Linked DNA regions of Homo sapiens: region 1 is linked to region 2. A link is an interaction called in ENCODE POLR2A ChIA-PET data of the cell type or tissue named here. Cell type or tissue: PC-9. All regions are shown on one strand. Links, peaks and the distances in the headings refer to the core of each region. The heading gives the core; the rest is flanking DNA.

The links. Peaks named below come from ENCODE experiments on the same cell type or tissue, not always from the same donor. Only the 100,000 strongest peaks of a DNase experiment are listed, where the experiment ranks them.
Region 1: POLR2A ChIA-PET joins it to region 2 with 5 read pairs; 3 of 35 experiments call an interaction of 5 or more read pairs at or near these places.

The regions. Positions count from the first base shown.
Region 1 is chr15:55,903,224-55,915,150 of GRCh38, reverse strand. The region is part of intron 5 of NEDD4 (NEDD4 E3 ubiquitin protein ligase); the gene reads left to right. Among named protein-coding and RNA genes, the nearest start is that of NEDD4, 84 kb to the left of the region's middle. In PC-9, for the core only: no CTCF peak of the experiment used is centred there; a DNase peak (open chromatin) is centred at 7,180; H3K27ac peaks cover 661 bases.
Region 2 is chr15:56,249,720-56,261,646 of GRCh38, reverse strand. It overlaps a transcript of TEX9 not described here. Among named protein-coding and RNA genes, the nearest start is that of RFX7, 12 kb to the right of the region's middle. In PC-9, for the core only: no CTCF peak of the experiment used is centred there; no DNase peak of the experiment used is centred there.

The sequences.
Region 1 (11,927 bases), core at 2,255-10,254, 350 kb after region 2:
AAATTTTATATTTGTAAATCTGAAGAACTCTATGTATAGTTTTTTACTCTATTTGTTATTTTACCAGTGTACAAAATGTATATTTTTAAAAATCTTCCTAAGTGATTTAAGCTATAAAACTTTTCTACAACATAAAAAACTTTCTACAACAAAACAAACTTTGAATAACAGTCTATTTCATAACATTTTATCTTGGCATATTTTTCCTTTAAATGATATAGTATTCTTTTGTGTAGCTCAATACTTTATTCCTATTTTCAAATGATCATTTTGTTTTCTCCTCTTCTTAATCATTATGAAATAGAGTAAAATTTAGAATGCTTATTTAAAATATTAAACAAAAACCCATATCAAAGTGTAAAGATCTTTTTATAAATTATCATAGAGAAACTATATCTCAAATACATGTGTTTATAAGATCATTCATAAAAACTATTATGCTGCATGTTTAAAGCAGAGGAAAAATAAATGGCATTTGTATTTGTATATACCCTTAACCACAGGAATTTTGTTTCCACCCTATTTTTCTTTAGCCACGAGTTAATACTGCCCTCTAAAATGTAACTCACTCTTTCAACAATATTGAATTCTAAGTTTTAATATTTTTGAATTTGGTTTAAATTGCTAGGCATTTACCACAATTTTCTATTTACCTTTTCATTTTTTTGACAATTCAGCTTTATTATATTAGTAATTTAACTCTTATGAATCTTAGCCAAAAGTTCTTTATGTAATTTGGCCGTTCCAAAGTATTTAAAATGGTTTGAACTGAAATAGATTTTTTAAATTTCTGTATTTGGAATGTTTTACCAGATTCCAGGAAATTTAAAAAATTTTCTAACTAAAGCAATTTTACATGACAGTACATCATAGTTTTGGGGGGAAAAAACCTTAATCTGTGTTTTTGTAACATCCATTATGTTTATTAAAGATTGTTTTAAAAAAAAAAACTTCTGGATAAGTAACTTTAGGTGAATAAAATAGTAATTGCTAGTTTATTTTCTCTCTTCTGAAATCTGGTAAATATAATAATTGTTACCAATGCCCAGATGTTAATATAAGCCACTACTTTACTAAGGATAAAAAAAGATCAGATTTCAAATTCTGATCTATAATTTAGAATTTTAAATTCCATTTAGGAAACTTTTCTAAAACCAGATTTTAGGAGATTATAATCTAATCAACTGTTTTTCTTCCTGAAAGAAAGAAATGAAGTGGCACTGAGAAGAAACGTTAATAGTATGCTAGTTGAATTAATGTTACTTATAAATTTATTTTACACTTAATGAAATAATCTGAAAGGAATAATTCATGTAGAAATATTTGTAGAAATACCTTAAAATAGTTTATTTTGTGGTAATAATTATAGTTTGTTGTGGATGCTTTTGAGAAGAGTATTTTAAATGTGTTTTTTAATGAAATGTGGATCAAATGCCTTTTGCATTGTTAAAAATATCCACTGTTACTGGTTTTATTTATGCTTAGGTAAGCTAACTTAAATATTTTTTGTGACAATCAAATGTATAACTTTGTGCAGATTCTATCTTTTGGTAGATTATTGGATTATAAAATAATTCAGAAGTGTGCAGTTTGCTGGAGATTTAAATTGTCCCCCCGTTTAATGTTTATTAGACTTCTCTTTATAAAAGCATTGTAAACCATATAGTGACAGTTAAATTTAATTTATGCTATATCTAAATAGATCTAATTGATAAATCAAAGGCTTGTTTTATGGAGAAGATTCTAGTGTTGTTTTTTCTAAATATAGCAGTGGCAACAATAATGGGTTTTAGAAATAATCTTGTGTTTATCAATAATTATATATTAATCTAATTATAGTGGTATATTGTAACTCACTTATAAATAAACAGCTCCCAAAATATTTCCCATGACTCCAGTTAGTCTGGGTTAGTATTCTGATATGCTGAGTCCGGATTCACATTTAACAAGTTGATATTAGAGTAGCATTTAGTAATGTCAGCTATCTGTACTGAGCAGCCGTGAAATTAAATCACTGCTTTGGTCAGAGAACCTGGTTTCTAAAGCACTGAGAGTCTACAACTTCTTTTCTTATATGTTTAGCTACCAGTCTCTAGCAGTATAAAATTGAGTTTCTAGCTTACTGTAATCAACAGCTTATTAATGACTGATTTTTTAAATCTAATGAGAACTTTTACCTGTATCTGGGACACTGTCTGTGTTCTGTGTTTACAACTTAGAGTGAAGATGAGACTTTGTAGTCTATCTCCATAATAATGTTGATTTCAGGCATAGCAAACAACATAACAGTGACTGGCATATGTTTATTACATATGCCTTTTGAAATACAGTATTACTTTTGTAAAGGCTATATAATGACTTTTGATCTGAAAATAAATACTTGATATTTTAACAGTATGTGTAATATTTTGTCAGTTCAATCAAGAAGCAGGTTAAGGAGCTAAGGTACTATGTATACAGTTACAACAATGATTGCTATTCAGATTTCTAAATCTGTATAGTAGTTACTTTTCTCTACTGTTATTTTGTTTCCCCCATCTGTTGTTTTCTAAATCTCCTATGTTATGTTGTTAGGATGCTCAGAGATTTCAGTACCCTATTATTTAATGTGCATTAGCATTTTTCCCAAGCTTGAATGTCTTCCATTCTTTACTTATATTCATATTTTTATTAGAATTATTTTTTACATTTTTTCTTTTTGTTATAAAAGTTTTTGTTCATTATATGTAACTTAATCCTAAATAGGTAAATTGCTTAAGCCTAGTATAGTAGAACTGTAATAAACTTATGTCTTAATTATTTCAAAGCCTTTAACACTAATCTCAAGATTATACATTTCAATATTTTCTTATTTTATTGTTCTTCCTAAAATAGATGTTTTAAATATATACTTACTTTAATGTTCCATTATTTTCCAGTCCTTATTTTACTAAATTTAGCAGAATATTTAGAGAGATTTGGTTAAATTTATTTTGAGCAGCACTTATATAAACCAATGTAATTTATAAATATTCTAAAATGTGATGCCACAATGTTAATGACTAGTTTTAGAAAGTTGGTGAAAAATGTATATTTGTACATGTATATTTCTTAGAACTGAGGAATTGTTAATTTCAGACAGATTCAGAGTGCTGAATTGTTTGCTTGAAAACATTTTGTATTCTCTGTAGATGTGTCTTGTTTAATTCATCCAGTACACATTTGAGTGCCAGGCACTGTCCCAAGCACTGAGAATAAAAGATGAGTAAAATACAGTCTCTATTTAGGGGAGCTCCCATTCTAGTAATAGGGACATGCTTGTAAACATAAAAATTTTCAGTCTAGGCCGGGCGCGGTGGCTCACGCCTGTAATCCCAGCACTTTGGGAGGCCGAGACGGGCGGATCACGAGGTCAGGAGATCGAGACCATCCTGGCTAACACGGTGAAACCCCGTCTCTACTAAAAATACAAAAATTAGCCGGGCATGGTGGCGCGCGCCTGTAGTCCCAGCTACACGGGAGGCTGAGGCAGGAGAATGGCGTGGACCCGGGAGGCAGAGCTTGCAGTGAGTCGAGATCGCGCCACTGCACTCCAGCCTGGGCCACAGAGCGAAACCCCGTCTCAAAAAAAAAAAAATTTTTTTTCAGTCTAATATGTGATGTGCTAAATAGAGGTGTGTATGAAAAAGTAGAAAGATGTGACATTATTTATCTGGAGAGAGGACCTGGTTGGTAGAGGAAGGTTTCCCAGAGGAGGTGACATTTGAACCGAGTCTTGATAGGTAAACTGGAGTTCATCAGGCAGAGAAATCAAAGAGATTCTAGGGCAGGGATTCCCCATCTCAGCATTATTATATTGGGCTGGACACTTTTGTAGTGGGGGCTATCCTGTGCACTGTAGGATATTTAACAGCATCCCTGGCCTCCACCCACTAAATGCTAGTAACACCCCTTTCTCCCAGTGTGACAATCAAAAAGTGTCCCCAGACATTGCCAGATGTCCCCTAGGGGCAAAATTGTCCCCTGTTGAGAGTCACTGCTGTAGGTGGCAGCAGCAGCATATGCAAGGCTAGAAATGTGAAAGAATCTCCACTGTAAATAGTCCAGTGGGGCTCAAGCATAGGGTAGCCTGGGGATGTGGGAGGCGGTGATCTGCCAGAAGTGGGTCAGAGTCCGATTAGGCCTGGTGCTTCATGCTGAAGACAAAGAAGGGGGTCTTCGGCTGATAGTTAAGTAGTTGGGCAATGGAGGTCTTTATTTGAGAGTGTGAAGTGCTCTCTTTAAGGTTTTTAGAAGACAATTTTTCATGGTTTCATGGATTATAAATGAATTAAAGTTTTCCTAACTTGGATGACTGGGTTAACAGTGATGTTATGAACTAAGATGGAGAATTCAGGAGAGGGGCCAGATTGGGAGGGTGAAGAAGAAATCATGTATGAAGTTTATGTGTATCAGAGGCTGCCCTGATAGTGCTGTTTTCAAGTAGGGCAGTTGGACATACAGGACCAAGGCTCAGGAGAGAAGTGAGAGTTGGAAATGTAGATTGGGAGTCAGGAGTATAGTCAAAGCCTCAGATAAGGATGAACACGTTAGGGAAGGTATACAGTGAGATGGGAAGGGAAGATAAATTATAATTTTGGGGACCACCAACTTTGGTGAGGCGGTAGAAGAGGGGATAAAGAAGAGACTAAGGAGGAACCACACAGAGGCCAAGAGAGCATGGAGGCATGGAGAGCATGGAGGCGTGGAGGCATAGAGGCATGGGTGAAAGGTGAGGGAAGGAGGAAAGCAGACAGTACCACAGAGAACATAAGTATCCACTGGATGTGTCAGTTAGGAGGTCCATTAGCAAGAGTAGGCTCAGGAGAATGCGGGGTTAAAAGCCAGATTGAAGAAAGAATCAAACAGGTAAGGAAGCAGAAACAGCCAGCATAGGTTGCTTGCTCGATGTCATAAAATAAGCATGAGATAGCATAGGCAAGGTATATATGTAGTTATTGTTATACAGAAGGCATATGTGAAGTGGATATAAGATGTATAAGACAAACTCCCTCTCTACAGGGAGAGTACAGTCTCTTTTTCCTGGAGAAAAAAATAAAGGTTACAGTCTTACGTTCTTTCACCTTGGAACTATAGAATAAGCAAGTATGATGAGTGAAAAGGAAATTCAGCAATATCAAATGAAGGAAACAGAAAATTATAAGTGAAAACTTGAAATCGCTTATGAATATTCACACCTCATTTTGGACAGCATTAGTCTAACTTTCTCAGTCCCCTCTCTACCACCAAAAATAAGACGAGACAAAATAGAGCTTCCATGTAGAAAACAAGTCAAGGTTTTAAGGCCTATTCCCAGAAACTACTTGGATAATAGGCAATTCTGTCTATGTTGCCGGCTTCTTACAGGCTATGGAGCCTACCATGTGCTAGCTGTTGTGAGGCCTCACCCGTTTGTGTCCACTCTCCCTTTACATCACAGGTGACAGGGAAACAAGACAGACCAGGAGAAGCCAGGACAAGAGGCTTTGTAGGCTGAAGGGGCTTGGCAGAGTCTCTGGGTGAGGCCAGGCGATGTGTTGAGGTCAGGAAGGTGGTTAGCAGAAGGAGCAAATGAATGCTGAGAAAGGGAACCAGTTGTCTTGTCAGCATACCCTGGAAATAATCCAAAGTATTGCTCACACGTCTGGTTCAGTATCCTCTGTTCCTTGTGTAAAATTGGGAGACCATGGTCAGATGAAGACAGATACTTAGAGATACAGTAATTTCAAAACAAGAGATGAGCAGATCTGTCCCAGTTCAATGAGATGTTTTGGGAAGGACTCAACATGGGAGCAACTGTTGAAAAGCAATTTTACCCACACTAAGATTGAAGCGAACTGTTGGGATAGAACAAGAGCAGCAGACCTGAGGGCTTAGACGAGCAACCAGCTAGTGTGTATGTGCACCTTGTAGCTCGATTCATGGGTGAGTCACAACAAAGAACACCTTGAACAAGTAAGTAAATTCATGGCATTTCTAGTTAGGCCCGAGGATGTCTGTTGGTGAAGAAAGAGCGTAGGCCTTCTCTTGACTTAGAGGTATTATAAAACCATAACACTAGGAAACATTTTGATTACCTTAGTAGAAAAATACATTACCCAAGCAAGATATTGATGATATAGTAGACAATGTCTTTAAATTCAGTTATAACTAAACTTAGTTAAGTATAGTTATACCTGAAGTTAAGTACAGATATACCTAAAATAATATTATCCAGGATTGCTTCCTTTTATTTACTTTTTATCTCAATTGTTTTTTTATGATGAGGTCTCATTATGTTACACAAGCTGGATTTGAACTCCTGGGCTAAAGCAATCCTCTTGCCTCAGCTTCCTGTGTAGCTGGGACTACAGGTGCACTGCTGTGTCCGACTCACAGGCTACCCTCTAATGCTTTATTAAGGAATTAGAGAATGGCTTATTAAGATGTCAGCTGGGCCAGTGATTTTTAAATTCTCATGTGCATGTAAATAACATGGCGATCTTATTAAAATGCAGATTCTGGTTCTGGTTCAGTAGGTCTCAGAATGGGGGCCTGAGATTTCTGTATTTATAACAGATCGTACCAATGCTGGTAATTCCCCAGACACACTTTGAGAAGTAAGTCTTAAGGCCATTCTTTGATGAGAACAGTAATACAGTTCAAAGTCGAAGTATCCATTGAGTCCCTGCAATGCCATTATTGTGGCCATTATCACGAGTAATTCATTAAAAACATATCAATAATACTTCAGATACTAAGTGTACATGCAGCAGAAAAAAAAGTTAAAGATGGAGATATGGCAATAGGTAGGCAAATGTAAATTCACTAGAATTGATTAGAGAAGTATTCTGGAGAATGGATTAAGCAAATCTTTTCTGGGCTCAGATTTGCTAGAATACAGTTCCCTACTATAGAGAACAATGACTAGCTCAAAATAGACACTTAATAGATATTTATTAAATTAATGAATAAAGCCAGGGACCCTTTGGAATGAGGTAGAGATGACTGCAGAATCCTGATAGGTGAGGATGACTACACACAGCCTTGCAGAAACAGATAACCAAACTAGGATATTTGAGTGATGACTGTGATGATGAGTGGGAGCTACGTGATGCTTCATCCTTTGCGTGGAAGAGTGGCACTCTTAAATGAATACCTTGTCCCTGGGGTGAATGCCAATGGAATATTATGATCGTGACTCAAGGATTAGTTTCCACAGTGGAGTCTGATTCATAGCCTACATATTCCACTAACTGGTACCGTATAACTGGGTGTCTGGATAGAGGCTCAGATCAAGTTTCCTGAAAAGAAGATTGAATGGACAAAGATCTTTAAGGGTATTCAGACAAAAGCCATTTGACTAGCTTTCTTTCAGTTTATCGTTGTTTTATAAAATGACTTCCCTCTAGACTTTATTGTAAGAGCTGGGATTCTCAGACTAGTTCCTGGAGTTTTAAGTAACTGTTTCAGCTAAGAATGACCTTTACTTTTGTAACAAGGCTGAAAGACTGAACCCTCTTAAACAGTCACAGAGCTTACTGGAAACTCAAGTCGTCTTCAAAGCAAATGAGTTTAACAAGTATTTATCAGAAATAGAATATGTGCCTGCCATAAGTGGCAAATATTCTTCCTGGATGTGAAGAGGTTATAATTGAAATGAGACAATGGCATAATCCATAGAAAACAACCAGAGAACAATATAGTATAATATATAATAATGTTTATATACCTACTTCATGCAGGTAAACACCTAAACATTGAGATATGTGATTGCCCATATGATTTAATTACTTTTATCAAGGTAAAACATGTGCCCATTTTAAAAGTCAGATATTATTTCTTTGAAGATTTTCTGTCTTTTTCTCCATGTTTTCTCTTCCTAGAATTCCTGTTAGCCAAAGTTTGCACTTCCTGGATTGACCTTAAAATTTTCTTTTCTCTCCTGTTTTCTGTTTCTTTGCCTCCTTAATCTACTTCTTGGAAGATTTCTTCCAAGTTTCCCCCTTTCTTTAATTTTAAAATTTTGTTTATTTTTTATTTTTATTTTTTTTTATTTTTGAGACAGTCTGGCTCTGTCGCCCAGGCTGGAGTGCAGTGCCGTGATCTTGGCTCACTGCAACCTCTGCCTCCCAGGTTGAAGCAATTCTGGTGCCTTGGCCTCCCGAGCAGCTGGGATTACAGGTACGTGCCACCTGTCTGGCTAATTTTTTTATTTTTAGTAGAGATGGGGTTTCACCATGTTGGCCAGGCTGGTCTTGAACCTCTGACCTCAAGTGATCCACCTGCCTCAGCCTCCCAAAGCATTGGGATTATGGGCGTGAGCCACTGCGCCCAGCCTAAAATTTTATTTTTTATTTATTTATTTTTTAATTATACTTCAAGTTCTAGAGTACATGTGCACAATGTGCAGATTTGTTACATATGTATACATGTGCCATGTTGGTGTGCTGCACCCATTAACTCGTCATTTACATTAAGTATATCACCTAATGCTATCCCTCCCCCAGCCCCCCACCCCACAACAGGCCCCGGTGTGTGATGTTCCCCTTCTTGTGTCCAAGTGTTCTCATTGTTCAGTTCCCACCTATGAGTGAGAACATGGGGTGTTTGGTTTTTTGTCCCTGCGATAGTTTGCTGAGAATGATGGTTTCCAGCTTCATCCATGTCCCTACAGAGGACATGAACTCATCATTTTTTATGGCTGCATAGTATTCCATGGTGTATATGTGCCACACTTTCTTAATCCAGTCTATCATTGATGGACATTTGGGTTGGTTCCAAGTCTTTGCTATTGTGAATAGTGCTGCAATAAACATACGTGTCCATGTGTCTTTATAGCAGCATGATTTATAATCCTTTGGGTATATACCCAGTAATGGGATGGCTGGGTCAAATGGTATTTCTAGTTCTAGATCCGTGAGGAATCGCCACACTGTCTTCCACAATGGTTGAACTAGTTTAGAGTCCCACCAACAGTGTAAAAGTGTTCCTATTTCTCCACATCCTCTCCAGCACCTGTTGTTTCCTGACTTTTTAATGATCGCCATTCTAACTGGTGTGAGATGGTATCTCATTGTGGTTTTGATTTGCATTTCTCTGATGGCCAGTGATGATGAGCATTTTTTCATGTGTCTGTTGGCTGCATAAATGTCTTCTTTTGAGAAGTGTCTGTTCATATCCTTCGCCCACTTGTTGATGGCATGGGCAAGGACTTCATGTCTAAAACACCAAAAGCAATGGCAACAAAAGCCAAAATTGACAAATGGGATCTAATTAAACTAAAGAGCTTCTGCACAGCAAAAGAAGCTACCATCAGAGTGAACAGGCAACCTACAGAATGGGAGAAAATTTTTGCAATCTACTTATCTGACAAAGAGCTAATATCCAGAATCTACAAAGAACTCAAACAAATTTACAAGAAAAAAACAACCCCATCAACAAGTGGGCGAAGGATATAAAATTTTATTTTTAAAGTTCTTTCTTGTTTCTGATGATTTCCTAGTCCTAACGTCCTACTTGTTTTTATGAATACAATCTCTTATTTCTCTGAGAATATTTTACTTCGGGTTTGGTCTATTTTCTTTCTTAAGTTTTGTTTCAGGTCCTATGTTGTCTCTGGTTCCCTTTGGTCCCTTTGCTGTTGTTATTGTTATTTCTCTTTAATACTGGACATTTCCCTCCAGATATCTGTTGTTGATATTTGAGAGTAAGTCGCTATGAAGTTGCCTGGAGGTTCTGTAATTATGTTGGGCTTTTCAACTGGTGGGTTTCACTGTTGGGAAACCCCCCAATTGTTAGTGTCTTCTCTCTGAGGTCAATTTGTTTCTCCAGAGAAGAAACTTCTAATGATTGCCAGTTATGTTTTACAGCCATGGTTAGTGACAAATCAGGAGTGAAGGTGATTCCTTTATATAAGTTCTGCAACTGAGTGAATTCCAGGTAAAATATGTCTTAAAAGTGATATTTACTTACAGAATTCTTAACATGCTGATGATAATTTAATTCATTTGCAGTAAATGAAATGCCTGATTTTCTTTTCTTTTCTTTTTTTTTTTTTTGAGACGGAATTTCGCTCTTGTTGCCCAGGCTGGAGTACAATGGCACGATCTCGGCTCACTGCAGCCTCTGCCTCCTGGGTTCAAGCAATTCTCCTTCCTCAGCCTCCTGAGTAGCTGGGATTACAGGCATGTGCCACCGTACCCGGCTAATTTTGTATTTTTAGTAGAGACGGGGTTTCTCCATGTTGGTCAGGCTAGTCTCAAACTCCCAACCTCAGGTGATCCACCCACCTCGGCCTCCCAAAGTGCTGGGATTACATGCCTGGCCAAAATGCCTCATTTTCATACCTCTGGTCTGACATACCTTGTGTATATTCTAGAAGCATATACACTCCTAGAAAGACTGAAGTAAACACTCTCAAGTAGAAAATGTGGTTTCCTTAACGTATTTCTCAACTTTTTGCATTCTTGGTAATACATTGAAGTGCAAATATGCATACCTGTCACTCAGAAGAAGAGAATCAACCTGTTTAAAATGTGTATGGAAATACGCCGGGTGTGGTGGCTCACACCTGTAATCCCAGCACTTTGGGAGCCTGAAGTGGGCAGATCACTTGAGGTCAGGACTTTGAGACAGGCTTGGCCAGCATGGTAAAACCTCGTCTCTACTGAAAACAGAAAAATTAGCCAGGCGTGTTGGTGCACGCCTGTAATCCCAGCTACTCAGGAGGCTATGACAGGAGAATGTCTTTAACCTGGGAGGCGGAGGTTGCAGTGAGCCGAGATCGAGCCACTGCACTCCAGTCTGGGTGACAGAGTGAGACTCTGTCTCAAAAAAATGAAATAAAATAAAAGGTGTATGGAAATAGAACAAGGAGGAAGAGACCCTAACAGCCTTCTAGTAGAGTTTAATATTGGATGTTCACTGTCACTAGGACTTGAAGCCTCAACTATGATTTTTAACTTGGAGAAAACCTTGATATATTCTTTTCTTTTGAGATGCAGTCTTGCTCTTGTCCCTGGAGTGCAGTTGTGCAATCTCGGCTCTCTGTGACCTCCGCCTCCAGAGTTCAAACGATTCTCCTGCCCCAGCCTCCGAAGTAGCTGGGATTACTGGTGCCCGCCACCACATCTGACTAATTTTTTTGTGTTTTTAGTAGAGATGGGGTTTCACCGTGTTGGCCAGGCTGGTCTCAAACTCCTGACCTCAGGTGATCCTCCCACCTCGCCCTCACAAAGTGCTGGGATTCACAGGCATGAGCCACCGTGCCCAGCCAATGTGTGTATATATATATATATATATATATGTGTGTTTTTTTTTTTTTTTTGAGATGGAGTCTCACTCTGTCACCCAGGCTGGAGTGCAGTGGCACGATCTCGGCTCATTGCAACCTCCGCCTCCCGGGTTCACGCCATTCTCCTGCCTCAGCCTCCCGAGTAGCTGGGACTACAGGCACCTGCCACCACGCCCAGCTAATTTTTTGTATTTTTAGTAGAGCTGAGGTTTCACCGTGTTTAGCTAGGATGGTCTCGATCTCCTGACCTCGTGATCCACCCACCTCGGCCTCCCAAAGTGCTGGGATTACAGGCGTGAGCCACCTTGCCCGGCCCCAGTATATTCTTTTTTAAACCCTTAGCCTTATATTTGTAAAAGTTTAAAACAGCATACTTCATGTGCCACATTTTAGGAAACTGTCTGAGATAGTGATTATATCTCCATATTAGAAATAAGTAGAAAGGCCCAGAAATTTTTAAATGACTTGCTGAAAATCACAAATCTAGCAAATGTCATACTTCAACCAAAACGCAACTCCATTATGTATTTTAAAGCACCTTTCTACTACCACTAGCCAAAAGGACTCTCATCGGGCACTGGGAGAATCCTACAGGATAAAGCTGCTTGGAAAAGATTACTTTGGTAAAAATAGC
Region 2 (11,927 bases), core at 1,753-9,752:
TTCCCAGGTTCAAGTGATTCCCATGCCTCAGCTTCCCGAATAGCGGGACTACAGGCACATGCTACTGCGCCTGGCTAATTTTTGTATTTTTAGTAGAGATGAGGTTTCGCCATGTTGGTCAGGCTGGTCTCGAACTCCTGACCTCAAGTGATCCACCTGCCTTGACCTCTCAAAGTGCTAGGATTACAGGCATGAGCCACTGCGCCTGGCCTAATAATTATTATATTATTATTTTTTGGTTAAAATTACTGTGTGGGTTCTCTCTGATTGGATTTTTTTAATTCACAATGATTAGAAGAAAGTTGACTTTACATGCCTATATCAGAAAAGAAAAAAAATCAAAAATTAATTTCTAAGTTACCATCTCAAGAAGTTAGAAAAAGAACAGAAAATAGAGGGAAATTAATAAAAATGAAAACAATAATTGATGAAATAGCTGACATAAAATTGAGAAAAATCAACAAAGCCAAAGCTTTTTTTAAAAAAAGAATATCAATAGATTTGATAAACTCTTAGCAAGACCAATCAAGAGCAAAAGTATAAATTACTAATATCAGAATCAAAGGGCAATATCCCTACAGATCCTACAAAACTAAAAAGATAAATCAGAAATATTTTGAATAATTTTATATAAATACATTTGACAATCTATATAAAATGAATAATTTATATAAAATCACGTCATCTAAACTGATAAAAGAAAAATTAAAAGAAATAAAAATCATTGTTAAATATATTCTATCTACAATTTAAAACTTACCCTCAAAGAAAATTTGAGCTTCGATATATTTAGTGGTGAATTCTCCAAAACATTTAAGAAAAATATATCAATCCTACATAACCTCTTTCAGGAAAGAAAGAAAAAACGCTTCCTCCTAATTCATTTTTTTGAGGCTAGAACAACCCTAACACAAAAATATGACAAAGATATTATAATACAAGAAAGTTACAAGCTAATAATTCTTACGAACATAGGGACAAAAATTAGAACAAAGTATTAAATAATCAAATCCAAAGAATATGTAAAAAGGATAACATATCATAACCAATTTGGTTTATTCTAGGAATAAAAAATTGGTTTAAAAAGTTAATCAATATAACTTACTTCACTAAATTATATTTGCTTTTTTTATGTAAATAATAAAATAATAATGAAAGTAAAAATCACTGATCACCTCAATAGATGCAAAAAGGCCTCCAATTAACCACTAGTTCATAATAAAACTTCTCAGCAAATTTGAAATATAAGCGAACTTTTTAATATGATAAAGTTTATGTACAAAAGGCCTGCTGCTAACATATTTAGTGGTGAAATATGGAATGCTTTCTTCCTGAATTCAGAAACCACTCAAATATATTTATTTTCATTACTTGCATTAATCATTGCACTGCAGGTCCTAGTCAGTGCCACAAGGCATGAAAGAAGAGCTGTGAGGTTGGAAAGAAGGAAGTAAAAGTGTCATTTCAGATGACATGATTGTAAATATAGAAAAACCCAAAATAATATATACACAATTAGAATTAATGAATTTAGATAAGTCACTGAATACAAAATCAATACATAAAAATCTATTGTATTTGTATGTGTTTGCAAAAACAATTGGTAAATAAAAAATTTTAAACAATACTATTAACAATATCATTGGAAAACCTCAAATATCTGGGAATAAATTTTATAAAAGACATGTAAGATCACTAAAGTGAAAACGGCAAAACATTTCAAAGAAAAATTACATAAGATCTAACTAGATGAATAGATATACCATGTTCATGGATTTGGAGACTTCATATCATAAATTAATTTTATAATTTAAAAGCTATTCTTCAAAAGTTATTTTATTGATTCAATGCAATCCCAGTCAAGATCCTAACAGAATTTTTGTGGAAATGTATTAGAGATTTCAAAAAGTTATATGGAAATGCAAATGACCTATAGCAGCCAAGAAATGAAGAAGAATAAATTGTTGGAAGATTTACCATATCAGATAGCATAACTTACCATAAAGCTACAATATTTAATGCAGTGTGGTATTAGTATAATAATAGATACGTATACCAAAAGGGAGCATCTAGAAATAGGCTCATATATATACTTGATGTACAACAATGATGCCACTGCAATTTTGTAATAATAAGATTTTTTTTCAATAAATGATGCTGGAGCAATTAAATAATTCACATGAAACAGACTTTAACCTTAATTTACACTATCTACAAAAATTAATGCTGATTAAATTATAAACCTTCATGTGAAAGAAAAACAGTAATATCCAAGAAGAGAAATCAATAAATTTTTTCTGTAAAGGGACAGATAGTAAATATTTTCAGCTTTGTAGGTCATACAGTCTTTGTTGCAACTACTTAACTCTGCTGTTGTAGTCCAAAGGCAGCCATAGACAATACATAAATGAATGAATGAGAATGGCTGTCTTCCAACAAAAATTTATTTACAAAAACAAATGGCAGGTCACATGGGCCATAAATTTCTGACCCCTGCTCTAGAAGATAACGGAATATTTCATGACATTGGGTAGGCAGTGATTTCTTAAATAAGATTCCCCAAAAACATAAAACATAAAAGATGGATTAATTCAAGTTCTGAGGTTATGTTTATTGAAAGGCATCATTAAGAGGATGAAACAGCAAGACATAGTTTAGTAGAAGATATTTGCTATATATGCATATATATATGTATTATATATGTTTTATATATACATATAGGTGTTTATATATGTATATATATACACATATATATTCATATATATCCAACAAATAACATATCTACAATATCTAAAGAATGTCTACAAATCAATAAGAAAAAGGCAAATCAATAAACAAAATGAGCAAAAACTTGAGCAAGCATTTTACAAAAGAGACTATCAATATGAATATAAGCACATGAAAAGATGTTCCATATAATTAGTAATCAGAGAAATCTAAATAAGAATAAACCATACTCAGATATTAGTACATCCCCAACAAAATGGAGGAAAGGAAAAAGAGTGACACAAAAATCAATGTGCAAAAATCGCTAGCATTCCTAAACACCAAAAACAGGCAAGCCAAGAGCCAAATCATGAGTGAACTTCCATTCACAATTGCTACAAAAGAATAAAAAACCTAGGAATACAGCTAACAAGGAAAGTGAAGGACCTCTTCAGGATAACTACAAATCACTGCTCAAAGAAATCAGAGATGACACAAACAAATGGAAAAACATTCCATGCTCATGGATTGGAAGAATCAATATTGTGAAAATGGCCATACTGACCAAAGCAATTTATAGATTCTACGCTACTCCCATTAAACTACCATCGACTTCTTCACAGAACTAGAAAACACAATTTTAAAATTCATATGGAACCAAAATAGAGCCTGAAGAGCTAAGGCAATACTAGGCAAAAAGAACAAAGCTAGGGGCATCATGCTACCCAACTTCAAACTATACTACAGGGCTACAGTAACTAAAACAGCATGGTACCAGTACAAGAACAGACACATAGACCAGTGGAACAGAGTAGAACACCCAGAAATAAGATCACACACTTACAACCATCTGATCTTTGACAAACCTGACAAAAACAAGCAATGGGGAAAGCATTCCCTATTTAATATGTGGTGCTGGGAGAACAGGCTAGCCATATGAAGAAAACTGAAAGTGGACACTTCCTTATACCATATACAAAAATCAACTCAAGATGGATTAAAGACTTCAATGTAAAACCTAAAACTATAAAAACCCTAGAAGAAAACCTAGGCAATACCAATCAGGACATAGGCATAGGCAAAGATTTCATGATCAAGATGCCAAAAGCAATTGCAACAAAAGCAAAAATTGACAAATGGGATCTAATTAAACTAAAGAGCCTCTGCACAGCAAAAGAAACTATCGACAGAGTAAACAGAAAACCGGCAGAATGGGAGAAAATTTTGCATTCTATGCATCTAACAAAGATCTAATATCCAACATCTACAAGGAACTTAAACAAACTTACAAGAAAAAACAACCCGATTAAAAAGTGGGCAAAGGACATAAACAAACAGACACTTCTCAAAAGAAGACATACATGCAGCCAACAAACATATAAAAAAAGCTCAACATCACTGATCATAAGAGATGCAAATCAAAACCACAATGAGATACCATCTCACACTAGTCAGAACAGTTGTTATTAAAATGTCAAAAAATAACAGATGCTGGTGAGGTTGTGGAGAAAAAAGAACACTTTTACACTGTTGGTGGGAGTATAAATGAGTTCAACCATTGTGGAAGACAGTGTGGTGATTCCTCAAAGACTTAGAGACAGAAATAACATTCAGCCCAACAATTTCATTCCTGGGTATATACCCAAAGGAATATATTAACAAATTGTTGTATTATAAAAGCATATGCACATGTATGTTCATTGGAGCACTGTTCACAATAGCAAACACCTGGAATCAACTAGATGCCCATCAATGATAGACTGGGTAAAGAAAATGTAGTACATATACACCATGGAATACTGTGTAACCAACAAAAAGAATGAGATCATGTCCTTTGCTGGGACATGGATGGAGCTGGAGGCCATTATCCTTAGCAAACTAACGCAGGAACAGAAAACCAAATACTGCATGTTCTCACTTATAAGTGGGAGCTAAATGATGAGAACACATGGACACATAGAGGGGAATAGAACACACTGGGGCCTATGGGAGAGCAGAGGGTGGGAGGAGGGAGAGGATCAAAAAAAAATAAGTAATGAACTACTAGGCTTCATACCTTGGTGATGAAATAATCTGTACAACAAACCCCCATGACACACATTTACCTATGTAACAAACGTGTATATCTTGCGCATGTACCCCTAAACTTAAAACTTTTAAGAAACAAATAAATAAATAAGTAAAAATTAGCTTAAATTCAGTATTCACCTCAAACTTTTCAAAATCTATTTCATACCTATAATTATATCCCCTTCTAATTTCTAATGCTGATAACTCTCTCTTTTTTTAACCTTGGTGAGACATTCCAGACTTTTGACATTTTTGGTTCTTTTCAAAAAATCATCTCTTAGTTTTATACAAATTTATCCCACCCCAACCCCCAACATTTTATTCATGTTTTTTTCCTTTAGTAATACCCTTGCTTCTACTTTATGTATTTTTTTCACTAGCTTTTTAAGCTTTATACATGATTTATTTCTAGCCAATCTTTTCTTATTTTTAAAACACGCATACCTGGCTGCATTTTCTCTGAGTATATGTAGATTTTGATTTGTATTGTTTTCACTGTCATTCTTATTGTTGCAGTTAAATACACTAGCTCTGAATCATGCTATCTAGGTTCATATCCCAACACTGTCATTTATGGATTGTGTGCCCTTGGCCGGGTTATTTAGTACAGCTTTGTGCTTCAGTTCCTCATCTGTGACATGAGATGATAATGGAATCAACTTCCCAAGATTACTGTGAAAATAAAAAGATAATCCATGTAGATCACTTAGCATAATGCTGGTTGTATAACAATGTTCAATAATTTTAACATATTATCATTTGTAAATAATTTATAATTTCATTTTAAATTTTTTTGTATTAAAGGAGTGGTTTTTATTTCCAAGTTTATAAACAATTTGCTTATTAATTACAACTTTTATTTCAGTATAAAAAATGTAACCTGAATGATTTATCTTGAAATTTAACATTTTCTTTGTGTTTTAGCAGCTAGTTAATGTTTCATGTGTGTTTGAGGAGACTATGCATTCACTGTTTATTCATACAAAGTCCTTTATTCGATCAAGCTTCTTTGTTATTCTAATCCTCTCTATCCTTACTTTTTTCCTACTTGATCTATCAATTTGAGATGTGTGTTAAAGTCTTCTAAAATGGCTCTGTATTTTTCATTCCTACTTATATTTCTATCATTTTCACTTTATAGGTTATAAAGATGACATTTGATGTTATATTCTTAGATTTATAAAGGTTCAGTATTAGTAGAGCTTCTTACAGAATTCTATTTTTCACTAATATGAACATTTTTTATCTTGTCAAACCCTTTTCGCATTATTCTTTTTTGTCTAACATTGTTACTATATTTGTTATCCTTATTAGAACTTGCCTGATGTATCTTTCTACGTTTTTATTTCCAACCTTCTTTTTAGGTGTCTTTTTCTAAATTTGAGATTTTTTTATTAAAGAAATTCTGTCCATGTGTCATGTACTGGAATCACTGATGGCTTGACTTTTTTTCTGCCATCTGGTGTTCCATATGTGTGTGTATGTGTTTATCATATACACACAGCTATATAAAAGTTATAAAACATACAGCTTTTAGAACTTACCTCCTATCTCTCCATCATGCTTTGTCCCTGCCATCTTTATGTTGCAATCATCTAGAACAGGGGTTCACCTGCCCCCTGCTTTTGTAAAGTCTTATCGCACATTCATTTACATATTATCTATGACTGTTTTCACACTACAACAGCAGAGCTGAGTGGTTGCAACAGAGTCTATATGGAACACAAAACTGAAAATATTTACTATCTGGTCTTTTACAGAAAACATTTGCCAACGTCTAATCTAGATTTTAATTTTATGCTATTAATTTTAAATATATGTCATATTTAGACAAATCATCTCTTTTCTCTCCACTGATTCTTGAATGCTTCACCTTCATCTTTCTTGGATTCATCATTTATTTTGTTAAAATTTATCCTATAGTCATCCTTTCAAAGAGATTCTATTGGTGATACATATGTCCTGAGTTTATTTCAAAAATCATGTTTTTAAATTTCTGGGATCATTGTTTCATTTTCATGGATGTAATATCTTGAACCTCTTTGAGGATAATTGTTATATTTGTGATATTTATAAGTATATATTTTATATACAATAATTATATTTTCTTAAAATTATAAAATTTATAAAAAGAATTTGTATTCATCTTTTTTAAATTTATAAACTCTCTTTCGTTAGGTATTATTTTTTCTGAGTTTGGTGTCTCTGCAAACTTGTATTATTCTTGTATTGGATTATTCTTTTACTTTATAAATAAGAATCCCTGTTAGCTCTCTCCTTCTGCTTGATGTGGGTCAACTTGTGATTATAGGTGAAGGGAAGGGCATATTGCTGGGGAGAGTGTTTCTTTTCAGAGTGAGGAGCCTCCCTGTGCCTCCTGGGGTCCACTGCTACTCTTCTGTCTGTTGGCTCTCAGAATCCACAGGCTCACTACTTAATCTGTGGACAATTACAAGCAAAAGAAGGGAATGTGAGTAGCAGTCCAGCTGCTCCAAATGCAGTGTTTCAGTTAATCACTCTGGCCATTACCCTAGGATGTCCTATTCATAGAACCTGTTCTCTCTGAGCTTGTAGCATCCCTGAAATTTATCCTACCTCCTCAGCAATCTAGAGCCAAATGTACGGCACAGTTGCTCTAGTATGTTTTTCTAAAGTCTGATCCCATCTCCTGAAAATTTCTCATACACTTACGGCATTTTTCTTGTCCCCTGTCCTGTTACCAATTAACCTCACCCCCTTTAATCTTTTCTGTCATTTCATAAGATTTGGTAGAGGTAACTTTCCTGCAGGCTGGCATCTTGATTTACTCTTCATACACAGGATTTTTGAATTAACTCTTTCAAAACACCATTAAATGTAATTTGTGGGTGATAACCTATGTTCTTGCCATTTTTATTTCAAAACATTTAAAAAGATACTCAAAGTTTCTTTGACACAGAGAGAAAAGTGAAGCCCTATTCCAACAATTCTCTGAGGGGCAAGTCTCAAGTCACTTGCCTTTAACAACACATTGGGTAGTCTATTCCATTTTTTTTTAATGTTCTTTCATGGGAGTGGGAGACACTGATTGTGAAGAGCTGTAATTTTTAGCCACTTTTTCCACCTTATACATTGGGCAGCGATAAGTGACATTTTCAGTCAGATTTGGCTAACAAGCTCATCCTGTTATGGAATTCTACTCCCTCCCTGCCATACCTCAATTCCTGACTGCTGAGTAGCCTGTTCAGAGTACATCAAGAGCTAACTTTAACAGCTTTAATACTCACTAAGAGAACCCTTCTGAGAGTAGCTAGAAAGCACAGACCCTCATCTCTAATATTATTTGGGGTTTTGAGTCCCTGAATAGCTAGTGTCATTTGGCTTTCTTTAGGGACCTCAGAAGGGATACGTGTTTAAAGTTCCTATAAATATTGTGTAAGATTTTCCAACTGATTATGAAGACCTTCCGTTCTTTCTCCTTTTTCAGTTCTGGGGTTGATATTTGGAGGGGGTTAAAGTCAGACACCTCTGTACACTCCCAGGACTCTCTGACATAGCATGTGTTGAACCTCTCCTTGTTTTATGATTTTTGGGGTTTTTTTGCTTGGTGTAGGCAAAATTTTTTCTTCTTGCCATCCAATGGTGCCTCTTTCCCTATCTGCTTTGTGCATTTCAAACACGCAGAGTTTGAATGTCCTTCTGTGCTCTGATCAAGGAATTTCTTGCAGCAGCTATCTTAGGTGCCGTGTGGCTTTTAGTGATCATGACCTGTGCTTTATCAGACTATAAAGTAGTGGCATGTAAAAACTAGGCTGCCACCACTTTTGGTTTTCAGGACTCCTGTCATTTTTAGGGCCCTTATCCCCTGCCATCAATCTATTCCTTCCCTTCTCCTCTCTACCTTCCAGAAAAAAAGGAAGGGAAATTCATAATTTATTTGGCTTTTACTATGTGTAAAGCATTGTGTGGAGTATTTTCAGAAATATTTTTCATTAAATTATCAGTACAACTGAGTGAAGGAGTTATTATCCCCACTTTTACCAATTGGAAAACTGAGGCTCAGAGAAGCAAAGAACTTGCCTGAGATCACAAAAATGGCAAGTGGTAGAGCTGAGATTTGGATCCTAGACTCTAAATTTGGAAGCCCGGGGGATCTCCATGAGGGTCAGCCTCAAGCCTCATCTGCCCAAGAGTGTGGATCTGAATTCAGATAAGAAACTAGAGGTTACAGGAAGCACGCAGCAGACTCTTTTCCTTAAAAGGAACAAAGCTGGCCAGAGTACCTTTAAATCTGGAGAATTGTAGCACCAGATGTCAGGCTGAACAGACACAGTTGGCTGCTTGAAAAATTTTTGTAAAGTCATGGAGACATGAATTTTAAGTACAAATTAACTATGTTCTCAGCTCCTACACCATTATTATGAATAAGATATTGAGCTTTCTTATTAGCCCATTCTGCTTTTTCTGACATTCTGCTTTTATTTTGTGGCCTGGACAAAAAAAAAAAAAAAAGGTTTTTCTAATAGCTCAATTCAACAAACATTCATTGTTTGGCTACTTTGTGGGAGTGACTATAGTATATGTTGGAGATATAGAGAAGATTAAAAACATACTTCCTGACCAAATATAGTTTGTAGTACTGGAAGTCAGGTAGAGGGAGTGTAGATGCAAGAAATAGGCAAACAAACCTACAATTAGCCTACAATGAGATAGTATGACATAAGGCTGTACAAGGTACCACAGAGCCACAGAAAAGAGACAGCTAACACAAACTGGCTGGGAGTGGGTAGGGAATGGATAAGGGAAAACTGCTGAGAGGATGCAATTCTTGACAAAAGAGTGAGCCCTTCACACCATAACTTTATGTGTAAGACTCTCTGGGGGAGGAGAAAATCACACTAAACTAAGGAAGTAATGAAAGTCTTCTCCTGAGTGTCTGAGAAGATAATTCAGTTGCTAGAGCTGCACTGGAGCCTAAACAAACTTTTCACTCCCCAGCTCCCCTTAAGTTTCTATGCCGTCGCTTGTATGTCTGTTCCTGGATTTCTGGGTGGTTATCCTGAATTTCCCCAAGGCCTGGCCAATAATCCATTCCTCTTCATTTGCACCTGCTTTCTCTGGTGCTCCATGAGGAAATTTACTCAGCTTCTATCATTCCCTGGGCCTACTGCTCCTATCAACACTAAGCCATTATCTTATCTTCTTTAAGCCCTCTGAGCTCCTCTTCACACAGTTTCTGCTTAATCATTGCCTCTTCTGGTTGTTGTCTAATGGTTTCTGAGGTTAGCTTTCTCTTGTGTATCTTTCAGCTACTGTTTTTACTCCCAACTGCCTAACCTTCTCTCCTTATCATATTCATACTCTCCAAAAAAGGAATCAATCCGTTAGCTAATTACTAACATCTTCCTTGGGCAAAGGTTTTATTGAGTCAGCTCATAAGCCACTGTCTAGCCGGAAGATTGATTGTCATGGTGTCAAATGTTGAGCCCTGTTCCAACTAGGGGGCCAGGGTTACAAGAGACAAGGATGGAAGCTTACATCAACAGAGCCAGGCTTGGAGGGTGACTGTGGATATGGCCGACAACCTGAGGCTTTGCTGAATTAGGAGAATGACACTACAGGCATAATTAGAGGCATTTTAAACGGAGAAAACAAAAACATACTAACATCAGCCACAATATAACACTGGCATAACTTCAGGAGATGGTAAGGGAAAAAGGGATGAAGAAAAATAGAAATTCATCCTTGGGAATAAACATTTATGTACAGGGAAGAGCAGAGAAAGTAGATCTATTCTTGGAAAGGAGACAGGTTGGCCCACTTCATAAGAAATTACCTTTCCTGAGATCCACATAAAGAAAATCCAAAGACATCTTCTCAAATACATGAGGAGTGACTTACAGAGTGTGGTAAGTGTCATGGTTCCTTGGCCTAGCCAAGTTGACACATACCCAGCTATTCAAATCATACTCTAAGCTGGATGTTGCTGTAAAGGTACGTATTTTGCAGATGTGGTTAATTAGCTACAATCAGTTGACTTAAGTAGATTATCCTAAATAATTTTGGTGGGTCTCATCCAATCAGGTGAAAGGTCTTAAGAGCAAAACTGAATTATTTTGTTTTTTTTTTTCCCTAAGGAAGAAGAAATTTCACCTGTGGGTTGCAGCATCCACTATGCAAGGCATTTTGGCCTTCCCTACAGATTTCAGACTTGCCAGCCTCACAATCACATAAGCCAATTCCTTTAAAATATGTAAACATACAAATATAAAATATATATCTCCTACTACTTGTTCTCTCGTAGAACCTCGCTTTGTACACAGTATGGAAGCACAAACTCCTCAGACTAGCTTGAATACACTCGGAATTTGGTACCCCATATAACCTTTATCATCAGCTGTTCACTCCAATTAGACCAGTCTTCTGTGTGTCTTGTCATTTGCATGCTCGTTTTCCTGCTTCTACTCACACTGCCTTTCCCTTCGGACTTGTCTCCATTCTTTCTCCCACCTTTATAAATCCTTCATTTTACTCACACTCTAGCTCCATCCCAAGTCCTCCACGCCACTTTTAACTTTAGCTCCTTTTGCTCTTTCTCTAAACTTCCTTAGCAGTTATTAGCTACGCCATTCACTGGTTTTTAATCTTATATATCTCACCTACCAGTGTCTTTTTTATATAGCATCCACCACTAGGAAGTATAAATTTGCAAGTACAAATTTGGGTGTGCAAGACATGTCACTATTCTTTAAATCAAATTAAATTTACCACAGACTTAAGTGATCTCAGCCTTAATTCTGCTGGAGTAGAAGGAAATCCAATCTCAGTTCTTACTGGGCTTTCCTCTCTTCCTAGTACTGCAGTAGGGTTTGAAAGACTTATGTTGAGCCTAGAAAATGGAAGATGGACTTTGACATCCTCACTGGCAATTCCTCCACTTATGGGCCAAGAGAGGCAAGGGAATCCAGCCTCCCTAATGGCATTGTGCATCCATATGAGGTTAGAGTATCTCCCTGGGGTACTCTTATTCTTACTACTGGAACCCCAATCTTTGATTTTCTACAGCTCATGGGAATTTTTTTTTCTGTAATTCCACCTGCCCATAGATGCTTCTTCTTTCCTCTTTTTTTTTTTTTTTTTTTTTTTTTTGAGACAGATCCTCACTGTGTCGC